2 separate regions of the Mus musculus genome follow, and region 1 is linked to region 2. The links are chromatin loops, found by intact Hi-C in ENCODE. Cell type or tissue: left cerebral cortex. All regions are shown on one strand. Each heading gives the region's core, and the rest is flanking DNA. Links, peaks and the distances in the headings are about the cores only.

The links. Hi-C counts contacts between places; a loop is a spot of excess contacts. Peaks named below come from ENCODE experiments on the same cell type or tissue, not always from the same donor. Only the 100,000 strongest peaks of a DNase experiment are listed, where the experiment ranks them.
Region 1: a loop joins it to region 2, with 1.9 times the contacts of the local background. A loop is called at or near these places in 9 of 42 quality-filtered maps.

What each region holds. Positions count from the first base shown.
Region 1 is chr3:15,560,609-15,568,991 of GRCm38, forward strand. All of the region lies in intron 1 of Sirpb1b (signal-regulatory protein beta 1B), which reads right to left. Among named protein-coding and RNA genes, the nearest start is that of Sirpb1b, 10 kb to the right of the region's middle. In left cerebral cortex, for the core only: no CTCF peak of the experiment used is centred there; no DNase peak of the experiment used is centred there.
Region 2 is chr3:15,404,381-15,412,763 of GRCm38, forward strand. Sirpb1a (signal-regulatory protein beta 1A) reads right to left here. Exons shown (of 6, transcript NM_001002898.1): 3 at 6,809-7,126; 4 at 6,031-6,345. Among named protein-coding and RNA genes, the nearest start is that of Sirpb1a, 18 kb to the right of the region's middle. In left cerebral cortex, for the core only: no CTCF peak of the experiment used is centred there; a DNase peak (open chromatin) is centred at 4,269.

The sequences.
Region 1 (8,383 bases), core at 1,498-6,497, 160 kb after region 2:
TGAAGCATCCCATGTGCAAGCACCATTCCCTAACACTATGAATGATACTCAGTTATGCTTGCACATAGGCTGTGTTTTCCTGTGAGAGGTTCCAATCATGCAGTTGATTCAGACAGATAGGGCAAAACATTGGATGGAGCTTAGGGTCTCTTATGAAAGAAGAGAAAGAACGTTTGTGTGCCTCAGAGGGAAGAGAAACTCTACAGGAAGACCAACAGAGTCAACTAACCTGGACCCTTGGTGCTCTCAGATTCTGAACCACCAAATAAAGTACACACATAGGCTGGGCCTAGGCATCTTTGCACTGTCTACCAGATGTGCATCTTGCTCTTTATGTGAGTCCTGAACAACTGGAGTGGAGGCTATCCAAAAATCTGTTGCCTGTATATGAGATAAGTTCTACTGGCAGAGTTATCTTGGCTGACTTCCGTGGAAGAGGAAGCATCTAGCCTAGCAGAGACTGAAGAGCTAGGATTGGTGGGGGGTACCCATGATGAACCTACCTGCTGAGGGACAAACAGAGGGTGGATCTGTTAAATATTGTGGGAGGTGGCCAGGAGGGGGGCAGTTAGCAGGATGTAAAATGAATGAGTAAAAAGTAAAATAATTTTTCTTAAAAAACCAACTGTATATTTGATTTGAGGTGATCTAATTACTAGGGGACTTCTTTCTGTCTGCTGTACTTAAAGGAAATGTAGCTTACTGAGTAATTTCAACTTTAAAAATCTAGCAAATGATCATAAAATCAACTATATGAAAATGTAAAGGTCCTTAAGGAGGAAATGAATAGATAAAATGGAATGGAAAACAATTTTTAAAAAAAATTATTCTGATTGAGGTAACACAGACATAGAAAGAAAAACATAATATGTAATCACTCACAAGTAGATTTTAGCTGTAAAATAATTTATATTCATGCTACAATCAAAAGACTCAATTAGGCTAAGTAGGAAGAAGGGCACAAGGGGCAAGACATGAATTTTTGTGGGTTGTGGAAATGGAATAGATATGAGAGAAACTGGTGGGGTTGGGGGCAGATGTGAGTATGGGAACATAAAGGTTCAGGTGACAGTAGATAAAGGGATATTGGTAGAAAGACCGGAATTGGGAGGGGCATTTTTGGAATAAGTTAGAAATTTATCAAATGAAATGCCCAGGAAACAGAGAGGTGGACCCTAGCCAAGATTAATATCAAGGGGGCATATGGAACCTAAAGTGGCTATCACATATATGATGTATGTAAGATTTTATGATTCAATGATGTCATTGAAAAAGGAAACAAGAACTTTGTTTAAATTTACCAATTAAAATATACTATAATATATTTTAATAATATGTTCTCTGTAAGGGCAGGAACTTATTCCATGAACAACTTTCTGGCCCTTGAATTATATTAATATTAAGTTTTATATAATAACTTTCAATAAAGATTGACACAACAGGTATTAATTATTTTATCTTGTGTTGTTAAGAAGTTCAAATTCAGTGACTCAAGGCAATGAACATGGGGACACATATCCTCATTGTCTAGGTGGCCCAGTTCCTGTCCTTGAACATGGTTTGGTCTCCCGAGGTTAATCTCCTATATCATCTGCCTTCCCATCACTGGACCCTGTTTTCTCAGTAACTCTGTCCTCATAACTCTGACAATTCAGACTACTTCTTGCCTGGAGTTTAATGATTAAAAAAGCATATACTGCACTGCATTCACTGCACTATACTACTTGACCACAACTATACAATCTTCATTTAAAATATGAAAATAACAAAAGTAAAGTATGGCAAAACCATAAAGAAAATGAAATGTCTGGACAGCAAAATAAAAATACAAAACAGAGTGAACCTGTAGCAAGAACCAAATGATGTTGGAAAGTCAAGATATATGGTAACTTAGACATTCAATTTACAAGGTATACAGAGGATTTGAGCATTTTATGAAAAAAATTACAAATATAGAAATGGATATAATTATATTTCTTAGTTAGAAATTAGGGGACAATGGTCAAAAACAGGGAAGAAAATAAATAATATGGAGTGTGGGCATATTATTGAAAAAATATTTTCTCACATCTTCCTAGTTTGATAAAATAGAAGTATAAATCTAACATTATGTCTCTGACCACTGGAGCAGGTAAGAGAGCCATCTTGTATCCTGGGTTCTTAGAGACCAGTCTGCACAGGTGACCACATGGACTGCAGAAGCAACACAGCTTCTGGGACTGGCCATCTGAGTACCAGACATCTTTCTGTGGACCTTCCCTGAAAGAGGAGAGCTTGCCTGCAGAGACTAATCTGAGCACTGCGACTCAGGAAAGAGCTGGACTCCCAGGACTGCTGATAGAAGCTAACAGAATCAGAGGAGGAACAGGCTCCAGGCAGAGACAACTATAACAACTAACATAAGAGATTACCAGATAAAGAAAGGCAAACACGAATCTTATCAACAGAAACCAAGAACAATCACCATCATCAGAAACAAGCATGCCCACTAGTCCTGGATACCACAAAACACCCGAAAAGCAGGATTCGGTTTCAAAATTATATCTCATGATGCTGGTAGAGGACCTTAAGAAGGACATTAATAACTCACTTAAAGAAATACAGGAGAACACTGCTAAACAGGTAGAAGTCCTTTAAAGGAAACACAAAAATCACTTAAAGAATTAGAGGAAAAACAAAACAAAATAGGTAATGGAATTGAAATAAACCATCCAAGACCTAAAAAGGGAAGTAGAAACAATAAAGAAAACCCAAAGGGAGACAACTATGGAGATAGAAACCCTAGGAAAGAAATCAGGAAACATAGATGTGAGCATCAGCAACAGAATACAAGAGATGGAAGAGAGAATCTCAGGTGCAGAAGATTCCATACAGAACATCAGCAAAACAATCAAAGAAAAAGCAAACTGCAAAAAGGTCCTAACTCAAAACATCCAGGAAATCCAGGACACAATGAGAAGACCAAACCTACGGATAATAGTAGAGGAGAATTATTTTCAACTTAAAGGGCCTGCAAATATCTTCAACAAAATTATAGAAGAAAATTTCCCAAACCTAAAGAAAGAGATGCCCAATAGCTGACTGTGAGCAGCAAACACATAATTGGATGCTCACAGTCAGCTATTGGATGGATCACAGGGCCCCCAATGGAGGAGCTAGAGAAAGTATCCAAGGAGCTAAAGAGATCTGCAACCCTGTAGGTGGAACAACATTATGAACTAACCAGTACCCCGGAGCTCTTGACTCTAGCTGCATATGTATCAAAAGATGGCCTAGTCGGCCATCACTGGAAAGAGAGGCCCATTGGACACGCAAACTTTATATGCACCAGTACAGGGGAATGCCAGGGCCAAAAAATGGAAATGGGTGAATAGGGAAGTGGGGAGGGGGGAGGGTATGGGGGACTTTTGGGATAGCATTCTAAATGTAATTGAGGAAAATATGTAATAATAAAAAATATTTAAAAAGAAAAAGAAAAAGATGCCATGAACAAACAAGAAGCCTACAGAACTACCAATAGACTGGACCAGAAAAGAAATTCCTCCAGATACATAATAATCAGAACAACAAATGCAGTAAATAAAGACAGAATACTAAAAGCAGTAAGGGGGAAAGGTCAAGTAACATATAAAGGGAAGCCTATCAGAATTACACCAGACTTCTCACCAGAGACTATGAAAGCCAGAATATCCTGGACAGATGTTATGCAGACCCTAAGAGAATAAAAATGCCAGCCCACGCTACTATACCCAGAAAAACTCTCAATTACCATAATGGGAAACCAAAGTATTCCATGATAAAACCGAATTCACACAATATCTTTCCACAAATCCAGCCCTTCAAAGGATAATAAAGGAAAAACACCAACACAAGAATGGAAATTATGCCCTAGAAAAAGCAAGAAAGTAATCCTTCAACAAACCTAAAAGAAGACAGCCACAAGAACATGATCCCAAATTTAACAACAAAAATAACAGGAAGCAACAATTCCTTTTTTAAAAAATTTCTCTTAACATTAATGGACTCAATACCCCAATAAAAAGACATAGACTAATAGACTTGCTACACAAATAGGACCAACATTTTGCTGATTACAGGAAACCCACTTCAGGGACAAAGACAGACACTACCTCAGAGTTAACGGCTGGAAAACAATTTTCCAAGCAAATGGTCCAAAGAAACAAGCTGGAGTAGCCATTCTAATATCGAATAAAATTGACTTCTAACCCTAAGTTATCAAAAAAGAAAAGGAGTGGCACTTCATACTCTTCAAAGGTAAAATCTTCCAAGAGGAACTCTCAATTCTGAATATCTATGCTCCAAATGCAAGGGCAGCCACATTCATTAAAGAAACTTTAGTAAAGCTCAAAGCACACATTACACCTCACACAATAATAGTGGGAGACTTCAACACCTCACTGTCACCAATAGACAGATCTTAGAAACAGAAATTAATCTGAGACACATGGGCACTAACAGAAGTTATGAATCAAATGGATTTAACAGATATCTACAAAACATTTTATTCTAAAACAAAAGGATATACCTTCTTCTCAGCATCTCATGGTAACTCCTCCAAAATTGACCATATAATCAGTCACAAAACAGGCCTCAACAGGTACAAAAATATTGAAAATATCCCATGCATTCTATCAGATCACCATGGACTAACAACGTAACTAATAGAAAGCCAACGTTCACGTGGAAACTGAACAAAGTTAAATATCTCAGTTTATTAGGGAGATATCTGCTTTGTAGGGAATGCTAATGTGCTCCCTTGGGCTGAAACAAAGGATGCCCTAGAGTATGAGTGGTAGTGAAAGACAATATACTTTTGTTCTCCAGTGCCACATGTTCCCAGAACAGCCTCTAACTCCTAGTGAGTATCCAACAAATATCTTCCTGTGTATGATTTGTCCAGTGTGGTATCTTCCAATGTTATTGAAATCCATTTTAAGTTAGTAATCTATGGAATAGAAACCAAGTTCCCCATGAGAATGATATTTTCAAGAAAATCTGTTTGTATATAAGGATCAAGAGCACAGGAAAAAAAAAATCATCGACCCTGTCCTCATTTCACATCAAAGCTCATGGAATTTATCAAAGTTTCTGAGAGGAGTTACTACTAATCTCATGGCCTCAGTCAGACAGCTTCAGTGCAAAGTACAGTTCTAAACATTGCAATTAATGTTGTTTATGCTTCTGATTCTTTTTCTGCATTTGTATCAGTGTGAAAAGACCATTAACCTGAGATGTTGGTTTATGATATAGGAGTACTTCTTATAGTATCTTGATCATGGAGAGGGTCATAACATTAAAATGTAATTTCTCAATTGGTTTTCTGAGTAATAATGCCTTCAACTGACATTGGATTATCTTCACAGAAACATAGAGCTAGGTACAGTTTATTAGCTCTGTCTAGCTCTAGATATGGATGGGGATCTGGATATAATTATCTCTTGCTGAAGTAGCTTGTAATTGATTTGAAAAATATCTAGGAACAGAAATTCAAATGAATTAGTATCTCCTCTGGCTCATTGTTTAAGAGTTAAGCATTATTACTAACAAAAATGAATTTATGAAATTCTTAGACAAATGGATGGATCTGGACAATATCATCCTAAGTGAGGTAACCGAATCACAAAAGAACACACATGATATACACTCACCGATAAGTGGATATTAGCCCACAAGCTCAGAATATCAAAGATACAATTTGCAAAACAGATGAAAATCAAGAAGAAAGAAGATCAAAGTGTGGAATGATTTGATCCTTCTGAGAAGGGGGAAACAAAATGACAATGGAAGGATTACAGAGACAAAGTTCAGAGCAGAGACTGAAGGTATGACCATCCAGAGACTGCCCCACCTGGGGTTCCATCCCATAAATAACCACCAAACCCAGGCATTATTGCAGATGCTAGCAAGATTTTGCAGACAGGACCCTGACATAGCACTCTCTTGTGAGGCTCTGCCAGTGCCTGGCAAATACAGAAGTGGATGCTCACAGTCATCCATTGGACAGAGCACATGGTCCACAATGAAGGAACTAGAGAATGTACCCAAGGAGCTAAAGGGGTTTGCAGCCCATAGGAGGAGGAATAATATGAAATAAACAGTGCCCCCAGAGCTTCCCTGGACTAAACCACTGATCAAAGAAAACACGTGGTGGGAATCATGGCTCCAGCTGCATATGTAGCAGAATATGGCCTGGCCAGTCATCAATGAGAGGAGCGGCCCTTGATCCTCTGAAGGTTCTATGCCCCAGTATAGAGAAATGCGAGGCCCAGGAAGCAGAAGTGGGTGGGTTGGGGAGCTGGGGGAGGTGGGAAGGGATAGGGAATTTTTGGAGGGGAAACTAGGAAAGGAAACTAAGAAAAACGATTTGAAAAAGGAAACTAGGATAAACCATTTGAAATATAAATAAAGAAAATATCTAATAAAAAAGTGTTAAGTATTCTAATGATTGACTGTTAACATCTTACACAGAGCCACATCATAATGGTGTGTGATGGAACAATATTGCTCATCTCATAGTGGCAGTAAACACTGAGTGGCAAGAATGGATGTGGGCTAAATGTTCCATTCAAAAGCATGTACCTTTTACCTTCTACCCTCTTAGATCTTACATTTTACATACTCAAACATCATTCAAAATGGTGCAATTATCTGTTAAAAAGGTCTTAACCCATAAAGGTTTTGAAATATTTGAAACTCAAACCATATTTGTGCTAAACAACTTCCCAGGACTGAAGCAAATTTCTAAAATAATTCAACCAATAGAAGCAGAAGTTATGCTACATAACACATTTCTAGAATTTTAAATTTACTGTCAGTCCTGTTTGCATTGGGGCCTAGAGGAATACAGATACTTGTGGCAGAGAGAATCAGTCAAGGAAAGCATGGCAGGAACATTGTGCATAAAAAGAACACAGTGGTGACACACAATCTTCTTCACTGAGATATTGCTTCTCATTCTTTACATGTTTATTTATATAGTCCTTGTTCAGGTAAGATATAGAATGAACAAGTTGTATTTAAATATTTAGGGAAATAGTGATAAGTATAAGCTTGTGTGTGTGTGTGTGTGTGTGTGTATGTGTGTGTGTGTGTGCATGAGATAGAGAGAAAGAAAGAAACAGAGACAGAGAGACAAGGATTAAAGAAGCAAAAAGAAATCATGAATTTTGAAAAAAAGAGAAGGAAATTATGTAATTATTAGTTTCAGAAACTATAAAAACAAAAAGCTTTAGGAAGTGCTAAAATAATTGTCAGGACTTATCTCTTTCTGTAGTCTCAGGATCTATAGACTCAGGACCATTGGAAGTGTAATGAGGATACATTAAAACTAAGAATCCTATAAGAATAGATGGCATATCAACTCAAGCAAAAAGGAACCTGAGGCTGCTAAGCTCAAATCTGAAGTTATGGAGTCAGTCAGGGAATCTTCCTCAATGACAAATAGAAAAAGCAAACAACAAAGAAAGAAAGAAAGAAAGAAAGAAAGAAAGAAAGAAAGAAAGAAAGAAAGGAAGGAAGGAAGGAAGGAAGGAAGGAAGGAAGGAAAGAGAGAGAGAGAGAAGGGAGGGATGGAGGCACAGAGAGGGAGGGAGGGAGGGAAGGATGGAGGGAGGGAGGGAGAAGGAGAGGGAGAGAGAGGAAGGAAGGAAGGAAGGAAGGAAGGAAGGAAGGAAGGAAGGAAGGAAGGAAGGAAGGAAGGAAAGGAAAGAATAGGTAGTGTTCCTTCTGTTTCTATTTTTGGAGTATTTTAGAAAGTGTTGGTATTAGGTCTTCTTTGAAGGTCTGACAGTAATCTGCACTAAAACCATCTAGTTCTCATTTTGGTGCAAAAGGAAAAAAATTCCAACTCAACTCTTGAAAAACCAGAAAGAGTAATTCTGAAATTCATCTGAAATAACAGAAAACTCGGGATAGCAAAAACTATTCTCAACAATAAGAGAACTCCTGGGAAAATCAACATCCCTGACATCAAGGTGTACTGCAGAGCAATAGTGATAAAAAACAGCATGGGTGGGGACAGGAACAGAAAGGTAGACGAATGGAATAAAATGAAGGCCCAGAATTAAACACACACACCTATGGTCACTTAATCTTTGATGAAGACACCAAAACCATCCACTGGAAAAAGAAACAGCATATTCAACAAATTCTTCTAGCTAAGTGGCAATCCACATGTAGCAGAATATAAATTGATCTATACTTATCTCACTGTACAAAATTCAAGTCCAAGTTGATCAAGGACTTCAATTTAAAACAAAATAAACTTTTATTGTTAAGACTAATTTTCACTATCCTGGTTTTTTTGTTATGCCAAATTAATTTGAGAATTGCTCTTTCTAACTCTATGAAGAATTGAATTGGA
Region 2 (8,383 bases), core at 2,288-7,287:
CTTGTCTGTCCACAGTGGGAGAAGAACTGCATAGCATTTTATAGACTGGACATGCCTTTGTGATAAAGGATTACTAGAGGGACCTCCATCCATTTAGAGGAGAAGGAGATGGGAGGGTTGTGAGAGGAAATGACTGCAAGGGGGCAGCAAGTAGGATGAAAGGGAACAATTTTTAAAAAAATATAAATTGATGAAAGTGGTGTGTTGAAGTCTCCCACTGCTATTGTGTGAGGTGCAAGGTGTGGTTTGAGCTTTACTAAAGTCTCTTTAATGAATGTGGCTGCCCTTGCATTTGGAGCTGTCTCTTGCGAGGCTATGCCAGGGCCTACCAAACACAGAAGTGGATACTCACAGTCAGCTGTTGGATGGATCACAGGACCCCCAATGGAGGAGCTAGAGAAAGTACCCAAGGAGCTAAAGGGGTCTGCATCCCTATAGGTGGAACAACAATATGAACTAACCAGTACCCCCCGGAGGTCGTGTCTCTAGCTGCATATGTATCAGAAGATGACCTAGTTGGCCATCAGTGGAAAGAGAGGCCCATTGGTCTTGCAAACTTTATATGCCTCAGTACAGGGGAACGCCAGGGCCAAGATGTGGGAGTTGGGGTTGGGGGGATGGGGGACTTTTGGGGTAGCATTGGAAATGTAAATGAAGAAAATACCTAATTAAAAAAATAAAAAATAAAAATAATAAATTAAAAATAGGTGTCTATTTCTCTATTGTCCCCAGGTTAAATCTCCAATTTATAGCACTATATTTTATCAAATAAATTTTACACAAAGTAGATGAACCATCAAACTGAACCTTTTGCAAGGATGTGTTGCGGTCAATATCTCCAACCCAAATATGCTCCGGCAATGAAAACACAACACAGTTAATATGATTACATGCTGTGCGCCTAGATTGGGCAAATCTACCACTACACTACCACCTTCCACAGCTTGTGAGACCCCTTAGAACTTGCTGTTTCTCCAGGCCGTTTGCTTCTGCTCTGCTTTTCTCCTTCTTCTCTCCCTCTCACCTCCAGCTTCACCTTCCCTTTTATCTGCCCAATCATCAGTTCTCATTTATTTTACAAAGGTGGCAAACAGGTTTATAGGAAATCACCTGAGTGCTGACTTATTCCTTGTTTTCAGCCACTCATAGGAGAATGGAATTAACATCAAATATAATTAGCTCCTGGGCTATCAAAAACAAGGATGGTTGGATTTTTAGAACTTGAATAAATTCTGGCAGATTGCAGACCCAGAACAAATTATTTTCTATCATATTTATGACTCTTAATAGCCATATATTATCCTCCTTTGTCCCTTACCAAACAGCTTTGTGGCAATTTAGGTGAATCATCTGGAATGTACTTGGAGAAATTTTTCTTTGGAATGTATTAATTTAGCAGATTACTAATGTCAACCAACCCAGATATTTAGGACTTAAATCTCTACCAGATTTCTCTATGTGATAAGCAACCTCTTCCATGTTTTTACCAATTAATTTAAAAAGAGTCTTGATTAATGGCTTTCTTTCTTCTATCACTACACAAAAAAATATAAACTGCTTCCACAGTGAGCTTTTATGTGATCCAAATCTGTGTTACTGTTTCATGGTCACTGATAGTTGAATTCATCATGAAACACTTCTTGTCTTCTTTGAGGAGAGAGTTGTGAATCTCTGTCAACTGTTAAATTCTTGATTTTCAGAATCCTGTGGGTCAGGGACTATAGTGCCCACTATGCTAGGAGAACTGATCCCTAGGGAGAGTTACAAGGTTAGTGTGATCCAGAAATGCTTCTACTTGGTAGTATTTTGGACGATCCCTGAGAGATTATCCTTAGACCAAGAGGTTTTCAGTCTCTCAAGTACTCAGGGAAAGCTGTGAACAGGGCATATACACGAAAGAGGATGGTAAATGGAAAGGAAGAGAGTTGACAAGCTGCCTTATTTAGATATAAGCATCCTGGAAAATTTCAGATTTGGGGGAATAAAAGAATCCTAGTGAAGTATAAAACAGCCTGATGGAAATGCTTGCTGGAAAACATGCAAGAAAAGGATGAAAATTGTATACATAAGAATGCAAGAGTAAAGATTTCATGATTTAGAATCTCAACTATCATGTAGTCCATGTCCACACTAGTATAGATGCCATCTAAAATCTTTCTGTTGCTCATGAAAATCTAATTTTAGTTTTGAAGTCAATCAAAGATTAACGTTTGTTTTTAAGAATAGAAACAGGATGGTTGCATAGTTCATTGGGTGCAGTGTTTTCACAACATATTAGAGGCCCTCAGATCAATCCCAACAAGCCATACCCAACAATATACATAATTTGGATTATAATCCTAATACCTGGGGTATGGAATATAGAAGGTCAGAGGTATGATTTTTTACTTGCCCAAGTTCATAGAACAGCATCTGATACTTGTAAATGTTAACTTGACACAACCTACAATTACCTAGTAAGAACATTGCATTTTAAGGACTTGGTAAAATTGTGTTAGCCTGTTGGTAGGTCTGTGGAGGTTTGTCTTGATTGTTAACTGATATGGTAAAATCACTCTTAATGTAACTGCCTTCATTTCATTAGACTCTGGGCCCCACACTGCATAAAATCAGTGAAGAAATGTAGGTGAACATCAGGCAGCAAACAGAAATGTTGGGGGTATTCTATCTCAATGCTCTTGACTGTAGATTGGATGTATGAATTCCTGCCTTACTTTCCATATGTAACTTGCAATTGTAATTTAAACAAAACCTTTCATCTCTTGTGTTTCTTGTGGTCAGGATATTTTATCATAGCAACAGACATGAAACTATATCCTTGTCTGAAATGACAGACAAGCAAATTCAAATTATCTTGATGGGCCCATAAGAAGAAGCAAACACCCAACTTTATGTATCAGAGTTATAATATAAATTCTATTGCCTCCTCCCTCCTTTTCACTCTGAAATAATTCTCAGAGTCCATCCCATCTCTCTGAGTAGTAGTAATGTCTTTTGAGGTTCCTGCAATGTGATCACCTTTTTATCTTGGTTAGACTATCTGTTTAATATATCTGTTTTTATCCACAGTCGTCCAGAATAATCTTGATTTCTATATCTACCATAGAGAACATTCTTCAGATTCTCTCCAGTTATTGTGGTCTGGAGAGTACCTTTAAATAGAAGAATATATATTCTAATTTTTAGTTCAGTTCTGACTACTGATATAGTGGTGTTTATGATCACAAAACCAATGGCTACACTGGGTATGATTGTTTATATTAAACCAAAATGCCATAGTTACACAAAGAATGGTAATTCTTTTGCATCAAACACTGAAATGGATGCCTCCCACCTCAAGGAAACAAAGAAGGTCAAGCTAAAACAGGAGTTAACAGAACGCAGGAGATAATATCTTTAGAGTAGCAACAAAGTCTAAAGAATAAAAAATTCACATAAACAGAATAGAATTTATAGCTTGAGATCAAGGAAGGAAAGTTAACCTTAAGTTGTGTTAACTAAAGAAATGTTCAACATCCTTAGTCATCATGGAAATGCAAATCAAAATGATCGTAAGATTTCACCTCACACCAGTCAGAATGGCTAAGTTCAAAAATTCACATGAAAGCAGATGCTGGTGAGGATGAAAAAGGGGAAAACTCCTGTATTGTTGGTGGGATTGTAAGCTGGTACAACCATTCTGGAAATCAGTCTGGCAGTTCCTCAGAAAATTGGAAGTAGTACTACCTGAGGACCAAGCTATACCACTCCTGGGCATATACCCAGAAGATGTAATAAGGATACATGCTCCACTATGTTCATAGCAGATATATATATATATATCTATGCTAATATAATATATCTGACTAATATATATTATTATATAATATATTATTATATTAATACATTATTATACAATATATATTATAATACAATATATCTGACATATATATATATTAGTCAGAAGCTGGAAACAACCTAGATGTCTTTCAACAGAAGAATGGATACAGAAAATGTGGTACATTTACACAAGGGAATACTACTCAACTATTAAAAACAATAACTTCATGAAATTCTCAGGCAAATGCATGGAACTTGAGATATCATCCTGAATGAGGTAACCTAATCACAAAAGAAGGCACATGGTATGAACTCACTGATAAGTGCATAATAGACAAAAATCTTAGAATACTCAAGATACAGCTCACAGACCACATGAAGCTAAACCCAGACAATACTGCAGATGCCAACAAGTGCTTGCTGACAGGAGCCTGATATTGCTGTCTCTTGTGAGGCTTTACCAGAGACTGACAAATGCAGAGGCAGATGCTCACAGCCAACCATTGGACTGAGGACAGGGTCACCAATGGAGGTGTTAGAGAAAGGATTGAAGGAGCTGAAGTGGTTTACAACTGCACTGAAAGAACAACATAAACCAACCAGACCCCACCAGAGCTTCCAGAGACTGAACTACCAACCAAAGAGTACACATGGAGGGACTCATGGTTCCAGCCTCATATGTAGCAGAGGATGGCCTTGTTGAGCATCAATGGGAGGAGAGACCCTTGGTCCTATGAAGGCTGAATGCACCAGTGTAGGGGAATGTCAGGGCGGGGAGGCAGGAGTGTATGGGAAAGTGGGGGAACACCCTCATAGAAGCAGAGGGACAGGGAATGGGATAGTGGGTTTTGGGGAAGGGAACTGAAAAAGGAGATAATATTTGAAATGTAAATAAAGAAAACATCCAATAAAATGCATAAAAAATGAATGTCAATAAAATCTTTTGACAAATTCTAGTGCAGAAGTAAAAATTCAGAAAAATGCAAAAAATTCTTCAGAAGTACCACATTAAACAATACACCCGATATTGTATGAGTAATATGACTTCTTATAAACCTTAAGAGAAATTGATTTCAGAAATAAAATGGATAACATTCTCCATGAAATATTACATTCAACAATATACCCATTATCAGATGACTGATATGACTTTTTAGAAACGTTAAGGAAAAATTGATTTCACCCTTTTAACACATAGAAATAGATTTTTTTTTGAGCTCGAAAGAGTTTAATAGGAAAAGCTGATGAGAATTTAAGGATGAAAAAAAAACTAATTTTGGTGTGCAAAATAGAGTATAAAAATAATTTGAGACAAATTTCAAAATAGAGTCAATTTCAGATCATTGTTGGGAACTACAGTTAAATTTATTGAATATATATTTTAAATGAAAATATCATGATTTACCTGAGCACCCACTGTGGACTATATTTGCACTGTATGGACTGATGCTTTCTAACCTTGACATTTTTAACTGGCATATTTATAGATAATTAGGCGACCCAGTGTTTATCCAGCCAATGAACTCACAGCAAAGGGGGGATGCCAAGGAACATGAGTTTTTCAAAAGTCACTGGAGTTGAGGATCTTTTTTGTTGTTTTAAGAGAAGGAAAAAGATATTCACATAAATGGGTCCAATCTAATGCAAACTAACTGCTAGCATCGTAACAAGTTGAAAAGAAATACTTTACTAGCAAGTTTTCCTTATACCTTAGTGATAGCAGTGCTCCAATGGACATTTGATTTTCCTTTATTTCATTAGTCCAGATCATATGCTGTGTGTGTGTGTGTGTGTGTGTGTGTGTGTGTGTGTGTGTGTGTGTACAAACAGGTTGTCAGGTGACCCGTTGAAATTTCACTCCATTAGGACACTATATTTAGGAAATATCTAAAATGTAATGGAGTCAGTAAAGATATGGTAAAGGAAACACATGAACATAAGGATGTTCACAAATGTTAGGTAAAACAGGGAAGGGGCAAGATACTGGAATTTGATGATACCTTCCATTCTTAATTATTTAATCTATTAGTGGAAAGATATGTGAGACGTGTGAGAAGTTGGGAATGAAATATGACGTTAACATTTTACTTTGTTGTTGTCAGGATAATGCTACAATAATCAAGAATGTTACCTTATACATAAAAAATGAAGCCCAATTTACATTTAGACATAAGGGTGGGGTGAAGACCTCACCAGACTTGGTAGCAGTACCTTTCACTCTCTGATGTTCAGTGACCAGCACAGTATGGGTTTCAATGACTTCTGCTTGTTCATCATGCTCAACCTTGCATGTCACTACCATGTTCTCCTCAAGGGCAGATATGTTCACCAAGAGACAGCTGATCCAGTTGTAAGTTCCATCCTTGTTTACTATAAGTGTAAAAGGTACTTCTCTCCGGGATATATTTCCATTCTCTAACCAGGTCAACTGAAAACTTGGAGGATAGAACTTCTGTATTTGGCAGGTGACATTTATCACATTCCAAACCATTGTTGGCTGCTGGCGGATCTCCAGGGTGGGTGGAACTGAAAAGTACAGAAAGAACCTGAGATAGATGGAACCTAGGCACAGACATTCTCCAAAGAAGAGCTGAATGTTAAGGATCCACCTCTGTTGCAAATGCATTATGTATACAGAATGTGTGTTTTGTTCAGAGGAAGGCAAACATAAGTACAGCTCTTCTCACACAGGCACTCAGGCTGTGGTGGGGTGAGGATATGAAGAGGTAACATTTATAAGAAGAATTATTGGGTACACTAGGAAAAACTAAATGCCTAGAGGTTCTGTGCATGATATATGTGGTTCATAATTAGTATAGGTTTAATTTCTTCTGTAAAAATAAGTACAATTCCTTTTATGTAGTGATCATACTCTGTGACCACCACCAACCCCCATCCATCTAGGTAGTATATAACAGTGCTTGCTAGGAATTATGAACAAACAATTCTGACTAGGTATGCTACTGAGCTAGGATTCAGAAACATCTACCTTGAATGAACTCAGAGATGTGAGCAATCCCTCTGAGAGGGGCTCGATCTAAAGTGACATGATCCACTTCACAGATGATCTGAGAGCGGACATCCCTAGGTTCCAACACCACCTGGACTGTGCTGGAAACTCTATAGGAGACACTTGTTTCTTCCGGTTCCACAGAAGTTTCCAAGTGAGAGATCTCATCTCCATTCTTGAACCACTTCAGCGTGAGGTTCCGCGGAAAGAATCCATGGGATCTGCATGTAAAGGTCACTGTCTGCTGAGGGACAGCTCTGGCTGCAGGACCGGAGACCATAGGTGAAGATGGTTTAGCTATAAAGCAGCATATAAACAAAGATGTCATTTTGATAGCCACCACTGATGACATAACATTGTGAAGAACCTTCCTAGATATTATCCATTAATTATTAAACATTGTTGTTTACTGTCAGGATTGTTGTTACCAGGCAACTAGGAACCTGCTGGTCTCCCATGTCATACCTGTGTCCAAGCAGCAGACATTAAGTCTTCATCCTCAATGTTTTGCCCCAGGTTTGTCCAGATCCTTCTGTGCTATACAATGTTCTGTGTCTCCAGAGGACAACACAAAGAAGGGCAAACCCAGGTGCAATTTGCCTGGGCCAAGGAAGGTAATTACAAATGTATTTCAAATTTCATATCACTTATTCCTGCTGGCCTCATGAATCCTCTACAATCTAAGGTAAATGTTCCTAGATTTACAATTATTGTAAGCTAGAAAATTACACATATAATAGTATTGCCACAAAGCTGGAACCCTTCCTCATTTCCTCTAGTTATTTTTATTTTTCACTTCCTTCCTTCCTTCCTTCCTTCCTTCCTTCCTCCCTCCCTCCCTCCTTCCCTCCCTCCCTCCCTTCTTCCTTCCTTCCTTTCCTTCCTTTCTTTTCTTTGTACCCATCTGCCTTATGTGTTCTCTCTGCTAAGAAATGAATTTAAAATTGAGAGCCTAACCATCTGCATGTCCATTTATAGGTTTCAGTTGTACTTAGTCTGAAGTAAAAATCAGAGATCGCTCTCCATCAATGAAGCCAGGTTTAATTCCCTTTCAAATTGGCAATCACAAGGAAAATAGATGCAAGCCCATTGATCAGATAGAAATAATCTCTAGTCTTAAAATCACACATAGAACTTGATTGTTGGGAGGAAGACACTAGGCTTTGTAGATGTCTTATGCTGTGGTTATTATGAATAGCAGGCTTCATTTGACAATTATACACAATTGTATTTGTACATATATGATTCCTTATTAAATGACCAGCCAGACAGGAAGATAAACAAGTGCTTTCTGAAGTCGGTATATCTAAATCTCGCCACAACTAATGTTCCTACAAGATTGAGGGAGTATAGCCAGTCACAAATTATTGGGAGTTTCTGGCTAATCTGATACTGCCAAGATTCTAGTAACCAAATCTTTGGTATGATTAAGATCAGAGTATATGTGGGTGGAGATGTTACACATCTAAAGTCAAAATTCATCTGACACTCACCAGGTGATTAACTAAATCCTGATCTCTAACTAATACATATAAACATCCCCTTTGATGGGAC